2 separate regions of the Homo sapiens genome follow, and region 2 is linked to region 1. Evidence: chromatin contacts called from ENCODE Hi-C or POLR2A ChIA-PET data. All regions are on one chromosome and are shown on one strand. The core of a region is the stretch at or near the end of the contact, and the rest is flanking DNA. Distances in the headings are between cores, read along the strand shown. Region 1 holds the start of SV2C-AS2 (SV2C antisense RNA 2). Region 2 overlaps IQGAP2 (IQ motif containing GTPase activating protein 2).

What was found. A loop is a pair of places that touch in the nucleus more often than their neighbours do. ChIA-PET counts read pairs that join two places held with the same protein, here RNA polymerase II (POLR2A). Pooled maps may share reads with other maps.
Region 2: a loop to region 1 is called in a pooled map of right lobe of liver, with 2.1 times the contacts of the local background. The contact joins the enhancer-like site here to the promoter of SV2C-AS2 in region 1. A Hi-C loop is called at or near these places in 1 of 50 pooled maps. POLR2A ChIA-PET finds 5 or more read pairs at or near these places in 3 of 52 experiments (OCI-LY7, activated CD4-positive, alpha-beta T cell and activated T-cell).

The regions. Positions count from the first base shown.
Region 1 is chr5:76,308,652-76,313,699 of GRCh38, reverse strand. SV2C-AS2 (SV2C antisense RNA 2) reads left to right here and starts at 2,071. Exons shown (of 4, transcript XR_001742750.2): 1 at 2,071-2,516. The region is part of intron 12 of SV2C (synaptic vesicle glycoprotein 2C); the gene reads right to left.
Region 2 is chr5:76,559,687-76,564,734 of GRCh38, reverse strand. It overlaps IQGAP2 (IQ motif containing GTPase activating protein 2), which reads right to left. Exons shown (of 36, transcript NM_006633.5): 3 at 2,183-2,339. Among named protein-coding and RNA genes, the nearest start is that of F2RL2, 61 kb to the left of the region's middle. Within about 2 kb of position 2,579, at least 3 of the 41 ENCODE cell types and tissues checked have a DNase peak (open chromatin) inside an H3K27ac peak, as active enhancers do.

The DNA.
Region 1 (5,048 bases), core at 822-3,321:
TATCCTGCACCCCACAATTAAAGGGGCATTCCCTTGTTTAGCTGGCCCACAAGTCTGGTGGCCCTGCTGTCAGCATATCAAGCACATGGCCCTTTCATGCAAGGGCTTGCTCAGTACCCAAGGACAGCGAGATGGACTTCCTTGGAGCTCAAAAACAAACTTTGTGACTGTTTTTGTGCTAGTACACTTGGCAGGATTTGCTTCCATTGTAATATATTGCCTGATGGCAAGGTTGTGGGAGCAGGAAGCATATATTCCCCACCCCCTTCACCCTCTACTTCTAACTACCAGAGACAAAATGAATCTGACTTTTGCTGGATAGCCAAAGCATAAACATATATAATATAATGATAAGGCGTATAAGGAAAAATCAAGCAGAGCAGAGGGCCAGGGATGGAGTGGATTACATAGGTTGGTTAGTCGCGATAGCTGAAAGATTCCTCTGTACCAAAATCTTCACAAATAAGTGAGATATTTATCTTTATATTAGACGTAGAATGTATTCAAGAAAGAATGAATGAAATTGCCATTACAGAATACCAGATGACGACAGTGAAGAGAATTCTAGAGCTAGAAAGGCCCTGAGATGCTATTTATTTCATACTCCTCATTTAAATCTCAAACAATCCAGGCCCAGCTAGGCTGAGTGGTGTCCCTGAGGTCGCACAGCTGGTCAGTAAGAGATCCAAGATGACAGACCTTCGGAACTGAAGAATGGGGAGGAAACAAGAGAACTCTGTCAAAACAAGGACAGTCCTAAGGGAAGGGCTTGGGTTGCTTAATTCTGGGAAAATGTTTTGATTTTAGCTCATCAAGGAAGAGACCAATCCCACTGCACTGGGTGATGGCAGCAGCTGCCCAGGACTCTCAGGGATCGGCAGGTGTGAACAATCAGATCCTCAAATCCTTTCTGACCTCATGTCTGAAACTGTGCATGCATAAGGGGGCATAAGGGGGAAAGAAAAGGGAAGAAGGTAGGCAGAGAAAGGCAGGAACATGCGGCCAAACGACACCATGAGACAGGCTTGCCTGGCCCTGGGAGTCTGTGCAGAGTTGCAGGACGGCCCTGAGAGCGTGGGCTGCATCTCACAAGGTGTGCGCTCCTGGCCCCGAGCGCCACGGAGGAGGGGTAAAGATGGCCCCTAATGGCTGGGCACGCTGGCTCATGTCTGTAATCCCAGCACGTTGGGAGGCCGAGGCAGGCAGATCACTTGAGGTCAGGAGTTCGAGACCAGCCTGGCCAACACGGTGAAACCCCGTCTCTATTAAAAATACAAAAATTAGCTGGGAGTGGTGGAAGGCACCTATAATCCCAGTTACTCAGGAGGCCGAGGCAGGAGAATTGCTTGAATCTGGGAAGCAGAGATTGCAGTGAGTGGAGATTGCGTCACTGCACTCCAGCCTGGGTGACAGAGTGAGACCCTGTCCCCCCCCCCAAAAAAAAAAAGTGGCCCCTGAGCCATAAGCACACAGGAAATGTGAGCAGGGGACTTGGCCACAGCCACATAGTGGCAGCAGAAAGTTAACACCTGGACGCAGAGAAACATAAAGGCCAAAACCTAGAACTGGAATGAGCTGGAACAGGCCTACACCGCGGGAGCTACATTTATGACTTTTGAGAGATTTACAACTTTCACAAAGCAGGGAGAGAAAAGTAGGGACCCTGATGGATGGAAAAAATCCATTTCAACCTGTCATTACATATACTTTCATTTTGAAGACTTCAAGAGATGAGGGAAAATTGACTTATTTTTCCCAGTTAGGGTATTGAGGGAAGCTGACCAGCACAGACTAAACCCAAAAAATGAAATGCATCTTCTGTTGGTGTTCTCAGTTCTACCGCAAAGAGGGTTGAAAGTAATTTTGCTGGTGGCAGGGACTGGGGACGGAGAAATGAGGGAAAAGGAAGCTCCCCCACACCAGTATGTTAGATGGTTGGGGCTCCTTTCAGATTTACGGCAAGCTGGAAAATCCATTCTATGTCTGGCTCATGTCACATTCATATTTCATGTCTATTAGAAGAATCTCATGCCACATCAATTGTTTGTGATCTACATTACATATAATAGGCTCTCTGCTTATCTTTGACACAGGTGAGGGGCTGATGTAGAAACTGTTAAAAGACTATACAATGACTTGTATATTCAATAATGGCTCAAACTTCAAAGGTCTATCATTTTGCCCTGCTCTTCATTTCTTTCCTCATAATGCTTCTCAAAGCAATCTTGTCTTTCCAGCCTCACAATCAAGGACAAATTCCTGAATGCAACATTTGCTTTTCCGTCTTCCCGCTTCACCTCACTCATCCCTGCAGAAGTACAAGTATTCCTGGCTTCTTCAAGTCTACGCCTAAGAATTAAGAGCCTTGGGGAGAAGGGCACTGCATCGACCACTGCATCTCAATCATTGTGGCAGACGTACCACAGCACTGGGAAGCTGGCCTTGGCAAGAATCTCAGGCTATTACTACAGAGTTGGGAAGAAGGTTTAGGATCAAGATAGAGGTGACTGACCAAGGTGAGTGCATGAGCAGAGAGGTGCCTTCAACTTCCACTGCAGACAGTTCTGATATCTTGCCTCTACCTGAGGTGAGTTCTAGCCCTGGGCAAGTCAGTCCAATGAATGTCATTGAGAACCAGCTGCAAACTACTACTGCCCTACTGACCTAAGCACAGAGGTTATAGGGAAGTCTAACTTGCAAAGCCTTCTCTCAATGTCATACACCATTTTTGAAGATCAAGACATCTTAATACTTTGACCACTTGCTTCCAGGCTAGTTTTTTTGTATTCCACTCTGCCAGCCTGAGTTTCTAGCTCACTGAACTCTTGTCTCCTGGCCTGGTATCCTAACTCTGGTGTCTGTTATTTCTTAGTCCAGATCTGTGTTACCTCTGGATTTTCTTACGTTGATGGATTTACCCCCAGACTCCAACTCTTGCCTCTCAGACATGTTATTTCTATGGAGGCCTTTGTTTTCTGTTTCCTTTGACTTGAACTATTCCAGGTCTCTCTCTTAGACATATTTTCAGAATCTAACCACTTTCTCACCACCTCCATTGGCACCATTACCTCTTGCCACATTTCTTGCTGTGGACTTCATAAGTCAGTTCATGTCACTCATCTGCCCCCAAACCCCACATTGGATTTCATTTTACTCAGCAAGAAGACCAAAGCCCTTTTATTGTCCACTCTGACCCCATGGCTTCTTACCCTCTACCTTGGTCATTCTGCTCCAGCCAGACAAGCTTTGCCTCTCTTCCAACTGGTCTCTCACACTCCCACCTCAGGACCTTTGCACCTGCTGTTGCCTCTGCTGTGAATACACTCTCTCCAGATGTCTGCCTGGGTCTTTGCTCAAATGTCAGCTTTACAGTCACATCCCCCTAGACCATTCTATTTACAGTTGTAACTCTCCTTACCCCAGCATTCTCTATGCTCCACGTAGCTTTATTTTTCTCTACAGCACTTAGCACCATCCAATATACTACATCTACTTTACTTATCTGTTTGTTGGACTGTCTTCCTCAAACTATTATAGAATATAAGCTCTATCAAGGCAAAGCTTTCTGTCTGTTTTGTTCACTGCTGTCTCCCAATGACTAAAATAGTTCCTGGCACAGGATATGCATTCCATAATCATTTTTTTTTTTTGAATGAAATAGTGAATGACCTCTCTATCCCCAGCTCAGGTATCTTTCTGGCATCCAAACAAAAATATTCAAATGCCAATCGGACAGCCCCAGGTTGATGTAAAAACTCAACATGTCCAAAATGGAACTTATTACCTTCTTGACCACAGCCCAGACCCACTGTCCCTCCTGTGTCCCAGCCTCAAAATGCCATTGTGCTCCTGCAGGTGGTTTTTAAAATTAAAAAACATAAACAAAACCTGCCATCTCCATTCACTCAACTGTACACGCAGAAACTGGAATCATCTTTCTTTGACAACCTCTTTTCTTCCCCCTAACATCTAATCAAGCACCAAGCTTTGTTGAATGTATCCCTAAATATCTGTGAACATGTTGAGTGTTGACTTTTCCCCTTTCCAACCTACATTTTTCTTTCTTTCTTTCTGTTTTTTTTTTTTTTTTTTTTTTTTTTGAGATGGAGTTTCGCTCTGTCGCCCAGGCTGGAGCACAGTGGTGCGATCTCGGCTCACTGCAAGCTCCGCCTCCCGGGTTCACGCCATTCTCCTGCCTCAGCCTCCCGAGTGGCTGGGACTACAGGCGCCAGCCACGATGCCTGGCTAATTTTTTGTATTTTTAGTAGAGACGGGGTTTCACCTTGTTAGCCAGGATGGTCTCGATCTCCTGACCTCGTAATCCGCCTGCCTTGGCCTCCCAAAGTGCTGGGATTACAGACGTGAGCCACCGTGCCCGGCCTCCAACCTACAACTTAAGTGTCTTAACCAGCCTCCCTGCCTTCTTTCTGGCCATTAGAGGGAGCTCTCTAAAGGCCAAGAATGATCTTGTCATTCTCTGTAAGACAGCTCAAAGTCTCCCCGTCCCCACACAATAAGGCAATGTGAAAGAGTCTTCATGACTTGTTCTTTGAGTAACTCTTTTACTTCCAGAGCTTGTTAGCTGGTATTTGCTCTAACTGAAATGTTCTTTCCATCTTTTTGACTGGTTATCACCTACTAGATCTCAATTAAATGGAACTTCTTTCAAGAAAACCTCTCTGATGCTCTGAGCATCATGCACTTCCCATGTAATAACCCTGACCACTATATTACAACTGAAGTTTGCTTGTGCTTATGAGAATAAAGACCACAACTGATTTACTCACGGTTGTATCATAGGTGCTCAAAAAAATAGTTGTTGAGTAAATAAACAAACAGTATTAAAATTCACACCGAGATGGAATAGATATACTTTTCTTATTCTTCTTGATAAGTACAACAAAATATCCTGCACATTATATATAAAACAAACAGAACAAGACTGAAAGAGGAAAAAGGCAGAACTGCTAGGGAGCTTGGGGATGGGGAGTTCCCTGCGTTTGCCTTCTGCTCCATAGATCTCAGACTTGGAATCGAACAAGTTGCCA
Region 2 (5,048 bases), core at 1,330-3,829, 250 kb before region 1:
CTGCCTACGCCCCGCAAGTATTTTATTCCATAACCAGAAATTGCGAATATTATTTCCCCTGTCCCCATCCTAAAGAGAAGTTGCTATTCATTTAAATAATAGGATATCTGATGCCAGGAGGAGAAGGTACCTGTTTAAGTTGCCATGAGGCAACTGCCATGAGGGCCCTGAGCTGGTCAGGAAGGACACTCCTATATTCAAGGTATACAACATTCCAGGAAGAGAAAAGAACTAGCACACATACTGCTCTGAGGCTCACTTCCATGAAGGGCCCGTCTTCCCAGCCTGATTCTCACAGTTCATGAAAGCCAAAAGAAAATCTGTAATTCCCTTTCAGTGGAGCTGGAGCCTACCCCAACTACGCTTTAACTCTATCATCAAATCTACATACGTGTTGGTACTGACAGACCTAGATCTTGATTATAACCAAAATAAAAGCAATGAAAAAAAGACAAGCTGTAGTCTAAAATGTGGACTAATATTTATTTTGTGGAGAGAGGATACAGATGGTCTTTTTCTGGGCTTCTCTGAATTTCTAAAAACATTTCTCAAAAAATTTTTCTAAACTTCAATTTTAGCCGGCTAAATGATTGTTTTATTAAAGTCTTGTGGAAGATTATAATGAGCTGGAACTCTGGAGTGAAACTTCATGAACACAAATTTACTTTAATAAATGTAAACATTTTTATTTATAACATTATTCAAGGCAAAAACTTTTGCTCAGTGACCTTTTTGACCAGACTAGAAAAACAGACTCAAAATAAATTTGACAAGTAATCTTGTCTACTGTTAACCTTGAAGATTATTCAAACATTCTATCTGTATTTAATATACATATTTAAAGAATATATTTTGCCTAAAGAAGTGAAGGGTACTATGAATCATGCAATAAATGGGAAATCATTCCTTTTCCAACTATATGCAACATATTCCCTACAGCTGTAAGAGAAATAACTGTTCAGAATACTGGAAAATCTGCAGATAAAAAATATTGATATAAAGAACTGAATGCATTAAAAAAATAAAGATCAAGTTTCAAAGAAGCTTTAGAAACCTTGACCTGCAGCAGACAAGAGGTCACATATTGCAGAATAGAACACCAGACATTTAAAAAATCTGTTTTGAAGATACATTGCTAATGGAGGAGCCTTTTAGGTTGGCGTTTGCTTTTTCCTTTTCCTTCTGAATATATAATTTCAAATGTAAAAAAGTAGACAGAATAGTATAATGAACTCCTATGTACCCATCATTCAACTCAACAGTTATGAACTCATGGCCAGCTTTTTATCATCTGTCTACCTTCCCCTCAATTATTTTGAAACAAATCCTAGATCTATCACTTCATCTGTAAATACTTTGATATGTATCTCTAAAAAATCGGGATTTTTATTACTATAAAATTGATGTTTATTTTAATTTTGTTTTCTTCTCCCTCCTCCTTCTAAATTTAAATAACAGTGCGGTTTTTATTGTTGATCTTTCTTCTTCTTGCTATTATTATCTTAGAGACAGGGTCTCACTCTGTCACCCAGGCTGGAGGGCAGTGGTGTGATCATAGCTCACTGCAGCCTTGAACTCCTGGGCTCAAGCAATCCTCCTACCTTGGCCTCCAAAAGTGTTGGGATTATGGGCAAGAGCTACCACACTCAGCTGTTGTGATGTTTCTAAAAGGGCTACAATAGCTTTTTATTTTCTAATGCTTCCCAAATTAGCCCTGAAACAATTCTTAAAACTAGTTGTACACAAAGTGGTTAGTCGTATCTTGCTTTAAACATGAAATGGAAAAGAATTCTTGGCTGATCATTCGACCTTCCTACTTGTTTTATCACATTGGCCCTAACTCTTTAGGGCCACAAGTTCAAGTGAAAAAAGGAGTGGTAGCATGCCCCCACTTTTACCTTTACTGGCACTAATAAAGTCAAGAGTGACTTCCCTGAAGGAATAATTGGGGGAGGCATTGGGAAGCCCCATAAGTCAGAGGTCTCTTAGTGTCAGACCAGAAATAGAAACACTTTGCTTTTTAAAACTGCTGCTGCCTCAGGAATGCTATTAACAGGCTCCAAAGACATCCCCCAGCCCCCCAAATCCTTACAGAAACACTAAGAGTAAAAGAAGGGAGAGGATATGAAATACCAAACTTTCACTTTTAGCTGGAAGCCAAAACCAATTAGATCTTGGTTACCTTATAACGTGTTTGTTCCACATCATAGATCTTTTTCTCTGATACCATTTTCGGGGCAAAGAACTTGGCTAACTTTGCAAGGTAAACTCCATTCCGGAGCCCTTCTTCCAATTCAGTGGTTGGTGGCAATTCTTCAACTAAGCAAACTTCCATCCACCTAAAGAGATTAAAAAAAAAATATTAAAGTGATTCCAGTTGGGTAACTTTCTGCAAATGAAGGCATGCAGCATTTCGCTGTGTGTGTTGGAGACAAAGGAAGAAGGATCTGAAACATCTTTCGGTGTCACTGGTGGGAAGGGAAGACTTTCTGGGTGGAATGGGGATTTTGAACATGAGACGAACAGGGGGAATGAAAGCCCAGAAGCGCTGAGCTCACTCCCATGCCAGAGCTCGTCAACTTCACCTTTATCTGAGCCTCTGCCAAGTCTCTTTTGTGCCAAAGAAGGAAAAGGCCAAACCATTTTGTATAGGTGGAATTAGTCCTGCTGACATTAAAGAAAAAATAATTCCAAGTTTAGGAGCCCTTGGCAGAGGCAATTCTTATACGGTCTGTGCCTTAGGGAGTGCATAGTCCCAAGTACTATAAAATCTGCAGTTACCTCAGTCCAGGAATGACTACCAGGAAAGGTAGGAAGGCATGGAAAAGGGGCATTGGAATTAAGGAAGCAGACAAGGCTTCTTTAAATAACACAGACTCCTTTTTCCAATACCAGGAACTTATGACAACACACTTATCTTTTTTGGGAAGACACCGTACTTAATGGGTTCTGAAAAAAATATTTTAGACAAAGATCAGATTAAACCTTAAGATGTTGTGCCAGTATTGTAGAAAAGAGAACACCAAGGTCATTACTGGCTCAAGGACTTACAGTGGGAGAGGAGACAGGCCAGTTCACATGTCACAATGGTGTGCTGAGGATCTGCCAGAGTCATGAGGATACTCCTTTCTCAAGTAACTATTACCTACTGCAAGATTCAAGAACCCGGTGTGCAGTTCTCAGCAGGGAGCCCCCAGCCTCCCTGCCACCCAGCTACTGATCTACAAATCCAACTATTAGCGTGAGCACCATATCTATATAGACAGTCTCCCTAGAGGATCATTAACACAGTAGCCACTGATCCTGCCAACACTTAAACAGTAGAGCACCGTGCCCCAATATTAACAACTGATCCCAACCCAAGTTGCCAACACTGTAATATGTCTGAACTGCTTGTAGCTCTGAACAACAACTTGTAGAAGTTCAACAAGCCCCTAATAAGTGGTTATTACTGACCATTTATTAGGCACTATAAAATTGGAATCCAGTAGACCCCCCTTATCCAAGGTTTCACTTTCTGCAGTTTTAGTTACTTGAGGTCAACTAGTCTGAAAATATTAAATGGAAAGTTCCAGGAATACAAAATTCATGAGTTTTTAATTGCATATCGTTCTGAGTAGTGTGATGAAATCTCATGCTATCCCACTCCCATCCCTTCCTCATCACAAGAAGGGTAAGTGCAGTACAATAAGATATTTTGAGACAGAGGCAGAGTCCACATTCACAGAACTTTTATCATAGTATATTGTTATAATTGTTCTGTTTTATTATTAGTTACTGTTGTTAATCTCTTTCTATTCCTAGTTTATAAATTAAACCTGAGCATAGGTATGTATCTATATGCAAAAACAGTCTATTCAAGGTTTGGTGCTATCTTCAGTCTCAGGCATCGACTGAGGGTCTTTGAACATATTTCCAACGGATGGGAGGGGAATAGTATATATGATAAAAATATAAACATAAGCCTTGCCTTCAAAGAGCATTAAATATAATTAAGAAGGCAACACAATTCTAAGGAAAAGCCAGAGAACCATATGAGAGGCTATGATGTGCAATGCTACATGGTAGGATATAATCAGAAAAAGTTTGGGAGTAAAGGGGAATAATTGGGTTATCACTGCAGCAATCAAGGAAAACATTAAAAAGGTGGTAGAACCTGGACTTGGCCTTGAAGAATGGAGTACAGTAAGTCCTCACCTACTTGGGAACTATGAATTTAAGCAAAATAATGTATAACAAAATCAATTTTACCATAGGCTAATTTCTATAAACAAGTTACACTGGGCGCTATGGCTCATGCCTGTAATTCCAGCACTTTGGGAGGGTGAGGTGGGAGGATTGCTTGAGACCAGGAGTTTGAACCAGGCTGGGCAGCACAGTGAGGCCCTGGCTCTCTTAAAAAAAAAAAAAAAAAAAGAGCCAGGCATGGTGGTTTGCACCTGTGGTCCCAGTTACTCAGGGGGTTGAGGTAGGGGGATTGCTTGAGCCCTGGAGTTTGAGGCTGCAGTAAGCTGTAGTCAGGCCACAGCATTACAGCCTGGGCAACAGTGCAAGACTCTGTCTCTAAAAAATAATTAAGTTCCTATTGCATATTTCTGGTCACAAAAACATCAACAAACTTCTAAATAAAGACCAAAACACTTCTATGTTAAACACTGAAATAAATGTGAGCTATACATACAATTAAGAAAGATTAACATAAACTTTTAGTATAATGAAGGGACTGGAAAAACAAAAAAAGTAAGAAAATTCTTCACCCTCTTATTCCAGGTCAGGGTCTTGGGTGGCCGGAACCTATCCCAGCAGCTCAGAGGTAGGGGGGTGGGCACCAACCCTGGACAAGATGCGTTCCCATTGGAGGATACACTCAAACCCCCACCACACTCAGTGGGGACTATGTAGCCACATCAGTTAACCTAACATGCACATCTTTGGGACGTGGAAGAAAACGAGTCCCCAGAGAAAACCCACGCAGACCTGGGGAGACCACACGAACTCCACAGTGGCCCCTTCTTTTTCTTCATCAACATTATGAGGAAATGACATCG